Linked DNA regions of Homo sapiens: region 1 is linked to region 2. Evidence: chromatin contacts called from ENCODE Hi-C or POLR2A ChIA-PET data. All regions are on one chromosome and are shown on one strand. The core of a region is the stretch at or near the end of the contact, and the rest is flanking DNA. Distances in the headings are between cores, read along the strand shown. Region 1 has its middle 81 kb from the start of CCR1. Region 2 has its middle 62 kb from the start of XCR1.

Region 1 (3,259 bases), core at 255-2,754, 38 kb before region 2:
ATATATATATATATATATATATATAATCAAATGTACCATTTTAAACCATTTTAAGGGTACAGTTCAGAGGCACTAAGTACTCTCATATCACACAACCATCACTACCTTCCATCTCCAGAACTTTTTCATCTTCCCAAACTGAAACTCTGTACCCATTAAGCACTAACTCCTCCCTCCCTCCAGCCCCTGGCAACCCCTATTCTGCTTTCTGCTTCTGTAAATTTGACTATTCTTGTTATCTTATGTAAGTGAAAACATACAGTATTTCTCTTTTTGTGACTGGCTTATTTCACTTAGTGTAATGTCTTCAAGGTTCATCCATGTTGAAGTAAGTGTCAGAATTTCCTTAAGGCTGAATAATATTCCATTGTACCTATATACCACATTTCGTTTATCCATTCAGCTGTCTATAGATATTTGGGTTGTTTTCACCTTTTGGCTATTGCAAATAATGCACTATAAACTTGGGAGTACAAATATCTGTTTGAGTCCTTCCTTTCAAATCTTTTGGGTGTATATCCGGAATTGGAATTGCTGGATCACATGAAAATTCTATTTTTAATTTTTCGAGGAACTGTCATACTGCTTTCCATAGCCTCTGCACCATTTTACAATCCCACCAACAGTGCGCAAGGGTTCCAGATTCTTCACATACTCTCTAACACTTATTTTCTGGTGTGTGTATGTGCGTGTGTGTGTGTGTGTGTGTGTGTGTATTTCTTTTTTGCTAAAAGCCATACTATTGGGTGTGAAGTGGTATTTTCTTGTGGTTTTGATTTTCATTTCCCTAATGATTAGGAATGTTGAACATCTCTTCATGGGCTTACTGGTCATTTGTATCTCTTCTTTGGAGAAATATCGATTTAAGTCCTTTGCCCAATTTTGAATCAGGTTATTTGGTTGTTTTTTGTTTGTTTGTTTTTGTTTTTGTTTTTGAGATGGAGTCTCACTCTGTTGTCTAGGCTGGAGTGCAGTGGTGTGATCTCCCCTCACTGCAAGCTCTGCCTCCTAGGTTCATGCCATTCTCTTGCCACAGCGTCCCAAGTAGCTGGGACTACAGGCACACGCCACCACCCCCAGCTAACTTTTTGTATTTTTTTTAGTAGAGACGGGGTTTCACCGTGTTATCCAGGATGGTCTCAATCTCCTGACCTCATGATCCTCCCGCCTCTGCCTCCCAAAGTGCTGGGATTACAGGTGTGAGCCACCGTGCCCGGCTGGTTGTTTTCTTCAAATAGTTTTATAGATCAGCTCTTACATTTAGGTTTTTGATCCACTGCGAGTTAATTTTTGTATATGGTGTAACACAGGGGCCCCACTTCATTATTCCTCTGCATGTGGATAATATCTAGTTTTCCCAAGACCATTTGTTGAAAAGACTATTCTTTCCCCCCACTGAACAGTATACTAGTTGCCTAGAGCTGTTCTAACAAAATACCACAGGCTGGTGACTCAAACAACAGAAATGTATTTCCTCACAGTTCTGCAGGCTGAAAATCAAGGATCAAGGTCCTGGTTTCCTCTGAGGCCTCTCTCCTTGGCTTGCAGATGGCTGATGTCTTGTTTCCTTTCCCCCTGGTCATTCCTCTGTACACACATGCTCCAGGTGTCTGTTCCTCTCTTTTATAAGGGCACCAGTCACATTAGATTAACACTCAGTCCTAACAGCCTCATTTTAACCTAACCAACTCTTAGACTTTCTCTCCAAATATAGTTACATTCTAAGATAACAGGGGTTGGAATTTCAACATATGAATTTTGAGGGAATATAATTTAGTCTATAACAAATGGCCTTGGCACTCTTGTCAAAAATTATGAGAGTTTAATCGTGGGCCCTCTATTCTATTGCATTTGTCCACATGTCTGTGTTTATGCTATTACCATTCTGTTTTGATTACTATATCTTTGTAGTAAGTTTTGCAATTAGGAAGCGTGAGACTTCCAACCTTGTTTTTATTTCTATTTGGGCTATTTGGGTTTCCTTGAGAGTCCATATGAATTTTAGGATGAACTTTTCTATTTCCACAAAATAGTCATTGGGATTTTGATAGAAATTGCATTGACTCTGTAGATTGTTTTGTAATACTAATAGTTAACAATATTAAGTCTTCCAATCTGTAAACACAGGATGTCTTTCAATTTATTTGTGACTTCTTTAATTTCTTTCAGCAATATTTGTGATCTGCAATATACAAGTCTTTTACCTCCTTGGTTAAGTTTATTTCTAAGTATTTCAGCCTTTTTGATGCTATTGTAGATGGAACTGTGTTCTTAATTTCCTTCTCAGGTTGTTCATTGTTAGTGCATAGAAATTCAACGAATTCTGGGGTATTGGTTTTGTATCCTGCAACTTTGCTGAATTTATGTATTAGTTCTAACAGGTGCTTTTGGTGGAATCTTTAGGATTTTCTGCATATATGATCATGTCATCTGTGAACAGAGATAATTTTACATCTTCCTTTCTGATTTGGTTGCCTTTTATTTCTTTTTCATTCCAGTTGCTCTGGCTAAGACTTCCAATGTTATATTGAATAGAAGTGGTGAGAGCAGGCACCCCTGTCTCATTCCTGATCTTAGAGAAAAAGATTTCATTCTTTCACCATTGAGTATTATATAAGCTGTGGGTTTTCTTTCACATATGACCTTTATTATACTAAGGTATTTTCCTTCTATTCCTATTTTGTTGAGTGTCTTTTATTATGAAAGGGTGTTGAATTTTGTCAGATGTTGAATAATTGAGAGGATCATTCATTTTTTTTTCCTCATTCTATTAATGTCATGTATTACCTTGATTTATTTTTGTGTGTTGAGCCACCCTTACATTCAAGGATAAATCCTTCTTGGTCATGGTGTATAACCCTTTTAATTTGCTGCTGAATTTTGTTGTGTTTTGTTGAGTTTTGCATCAATAGTCATAAAGGATATCAGTCTGTAGTTTTCTTTTCATATGTTTATCTGGCTTCACAAATATGAGTTAAGAACTGTTCCTTCCTCTTCAACTTTTTGGAAGAGTTTGAGAAGGATGGCTATTAATTCTTTAAATGTCATTAGAACTCACCAGTTAAGCCAACTGTCTGGGGCTTGTCTTCGTTAGGAGGTTTTCGATTATTGAATTAATCTCCTTACTCATTATAGGTTTATTCAGATCTTCTATTTCTCCACAATTCAGTTTGATGGAAACTGTTCCTAGGAATTTGTCCATGTCATCTAGGTTATACAATTTGTTGGCATATAATTGTTCATAGTACTTTCTTATGAT
Region 2 (3,407 bases), core at 1-2,500:
ATGGCACGGTCAGCTTCCCTTGGAGCACATAAGCCATTTGGGCAGGGTGAATACCTGAACAAAATCAGCCTGTTGGAAGAAAGAAGGGGGGTGATTCCAGTGAGGCGACCATCAGAGTTCCCCAAGGGTGGGCTGGAGCAAGGGGGAGCAGGAGCCTGGGATTCTCCATGAGGCTGTGCCTCTGGCCAGCTAGGTAAACTGGGCAAGCCATTTCAACTCTTGAGAGCTCAGGGTTTTTCATCTTACAATCCAATGACTAAACCAGAGCATCTTCAAGGTTCTATCAAACTCTAAATTGTCTTTGACCCTTTGGAATTAGATTATTTAACTTAGATAGTAAAATATTCAATCATGACTCAATACAGGCCTTCAAATATGGGAGATTACTCTGGTCCTTTATGAGAGACTGTATTTTCCAAAAATGACCACAGCGACTTCTCCCATCCCACATGCCCATCTTCAATGGAACCTTGCCACTCTCCCATTAGGAAGGCTTCTGAGCTGCCAAACTTCACAGCTGACTCTCCCCGTGTTCCTCACGGAGCTTCTTCTGATGTCTCCAGGCTCCAGCCCCAGAAGCCCCTTCACCAGCTGTTTTTAGCAGATGCTGCCTTGACTCTTCACAGATGCATCCTCTGGGTGCTGATTTTCCTTGCTGTGGGTGTGCAAACCAAACCTCTCAATGGTTCTGTAAGATGGGCAGGGCAGATATTAATAACTCCATTGTGCTAGCCAGCCTCAGACGGCCCACAGTCGTTTGCACCATCCTTGAATAGCATTGACTTTTGTGACTAATAGGGTAGTGTAGAAATGACAGAACTTGACTTCAAAGGTTAGTCATAAAAGACAGTGTGAATTCTGTCTTGCTGTCTTAGATCGCTCACTCTGGAGGAAGCCAGGTACCTTGTCAAAGGAACTCCATACCTGAAAGACCCTAAGCTGAAACCACCCTGTGTAGTCACTCCCAAATTCCTGACCCACAGAAACTGTATAAGAAATGTTTATTGTTTAAGCCACGAAGTCTTGATTTGTTTATATAGCAAAGTATAACTAACATTAATATACCTATTACATAAATTAGAAATGAAGTCTCAGAGACATATAGCAACTAGCTCAAAGCCACACAGCTAGAGCTGCGGAAGAAGTGGGAAGAGAGCCTTCACCTTGTGACTGCTGATCCACACAACATGGGTTTCCTCATAGCCCCATGAGTCTGCACTTCTCTGATTTGGCTTCAGAAGGAGAGATGAGACTGCAGGCATGGGGCAGTGGTTGCCCAAGCAACCCTGGCACACTCAGGCCTGGGCCAACACAGCCCCTCTCACAGGAAACAGAGTCAGGGACGGGGGTAGATACTCTTGGCTCCCACTTGCTTGGGTTCTCTACCACCCAGAGAAACAATTCATGGAGACCTCTTAGGCCCATACATGCACATGCATCTTGGGCCTCCACTCGTGCTATACATGGAACTACCACTGGCCCACAGTGCTGCAACTCTTCCGGGCTGTGGTGGAAGCCTGTGATGCAGGGGCTTCTGCTCAGGGTCCCTGACTGACTGCAAGTCAGGGTCAGCCCTTGCTTTCCAGCACCCCACACTGCTGATTCATGGGGCTACTTTAGAGAAGTTGCCCCACCAAAGGGAGCTTTCAGTTCCCATGTGAGTCACTGGCCATGTGGATACCAGTCACCCATGCACAAGAGAGGCCTGGGCTATGTGAGTGCTCAGCAGTGAGCTGAGTGTTGTGGTCATGGGGTCAGCGAGTGACAAAGCCAAGCTGTCTCTGTTTTCTCATCCTTCCAACTAGATTGGACTTATTCCAGCAAGAGTTACTATGGTCCTGGGAGCAGGACTGGGATTGGGCAAGTCAAAAGGGTAGTTTAAGACAAGAGGGCAAGAAGGGCGGAGCAGTCACTGCTTGTCTCCAGGGTCTCCAGCCAAGACAGACTTGAGATGGTGAAGCTTTCTGATGAAGGACCTCAAAGGCCCAGCAGAGTGGCTTGTGCCTACATCCTCACATGGTATCCAAGCACCTCCAGGATAGGAGAGAAAAAAACAAACAGGGCATAGAACATCTGGGTTTTCATGTAAATTCAACATTCTACCACTTCGATAGCCATGAACAAGTTGTTGGCCAATTCCAGCCTCAGTTTCCTCATGAGTCAAATCAACCTAATGGTTTTCAGCCTGGGTTCCTTGGAGCCTTAGGGTTCTTCAGAGTTACCTTGGAGTTTGCCATGAGGAGGCATCCCCTACACCAGTGCTGTCCAATAGAAATATAAAGTGAGTCACATATGCAATTTTCAATTTCTGTTAGGCCTGGCGCGGTGGCTCACGCCTGTAATCCCAACACTTTGGGAGGCCGAGGGGGAGCGGATCACGAGGTCAGGAGTTCAAGACCAGCCTGACCAATATGGTAAAACCCCGTCTCTACTAAAGATACAAAAATTAGTTGGGCGTGGTGGCACACACCTGTAATCCCAGCCACTCAGGAGGCTGAAGCAGGAGAATCACTTGAACCCGGGAGACGGAGGCAGAGGTTGCAGTGAACCAAGATCGTGCCATTGCACTCCAGCCTGGGTGACAGAGTGAGCCTCCATCTCAAAAAAAAAAAATTGGTAGCTACATTTTTTTAAATCTAAAAATAAATAGGTAATTAGCCAGGTGTGATGGTGGGCATCTGGAGTCCAAGCTACTCAGGAGGCTGAGGTGGGAGGATTGCTAAAGCTCATGAGTTTGAGGCTGCAGTGAGCCAGATCATGCCACTGCACTCTAGCCTGGGTGACAGAGTAAGACCGAGTTGGTAATAAGTAAATAAATAAATGTGAAATTAATTTTAATATTATCTTTTATTTATTGAATAGATCTAAAATATCATTTCAACATGTAATCAACTGATTGCATGTATTAATAAGATGTTTTACATTCTCTTTATTGTACTAAGTCTTCAATATCTGGCGTATGGTTTGTATGTAAGCACACCTCAATTCAGACCAACCACATTTCCACAGCGCAGTGGCTGCTAGGCTGTGAAGCAGGAGGAGGAATTGTCTTTAAGAAGAGAAGACCTCTCTCTAGTGGACAAAACAGAAAAATACGAGAGACCAATGTATTAAATGAGCAGAACACTGGAAAGCACAGGCATATTTGGGGGAGCAAAGGGGTCAGTTCAGCTAGAGTGTGATTGGGAGAGTGATGGAGAAAGGAGGGAGTGTGAGAGAAAAAACCATGAGACCACTGGGCCTCTCCTGAACCCTGTGTTTTTCATGACATCGGTTTCTCTGAAAAGTGCCTTTGGATTGTGAACTATCACACAAAAGAGTTCTGTCTTTATAGCTGAGACTTAGTGAGGCATAGGGGATACAATGAAAGTAGAACATGACGTAATAGCTTAAAGCATAGACCATAG

Evidence for each region. A loop is a pair of places that touch in the nucleus more often than their neighbours do. ChIA-PET counts read pairs that join two places held with the same protein, here RNA polymerase II (POLR2A). Pooled maps may share reads with other maps.
Region 1: a loop to region 2 is called in a map of mammary epithelial cell, with 8 times the contacts of the local background. The contact joins two enhancer-like sites. A Hi-C loop is called at or near these places in 6 of 168 maps with a recorded cell type or tissue (DLD1, GM12878, PC-9 and 3 more), 1 of 37 single-sample maps with no recorded cell type and 8 of 50 pooled maps. POLR2A ChIA-PET finds 5 or more read pairs at or near these places in 4 of 52 experiments (activated naive CD4-positive, alpha-beta T cell, activated naive CD8-positive, alpha-beta T cell, naive thymus-derived CD4-positive, alpha-beta T cell and 1 more).

Annotation. Positions count from the first base shown.
Region 1 is chr3:46,125,921-46,129,179 of GRCh38, reverse strand. No RefSeq gene overlaps it. Among named protein-coding and RNA genes, the nearest start is that of CCR1, 81 kb to the left of the region's middle. Within about 2 kb of position 1,504, at least 4 of the 41 ENCODE cell types and tissues checked have a DNase peak (open chromatin) inside an H3K27ac peak, as active enhancers do; they include PC-9 and mammary epithelial cell, where a contact is called at or near this core.
Region 2 is chr3:46,087,719-46,091,125 of GRCh38, reverse strand. No RefSeq gene overlaps it. Among named protein-coding and RNA genes, the nearest start is that of XCR1, 62 kb to the right of the region's middle. RefSeq lists an enhancer at 1,578-1,627. Within about 2 kb of position 1,250, at least 16 of the 41 ENCODE cell types and tissues checked have a DNase peak (open chromatin) inside an H3K27ac peak, as active enhancers do; they include PC-9 and mammary epithelial cell, where a contact is called at or near this core.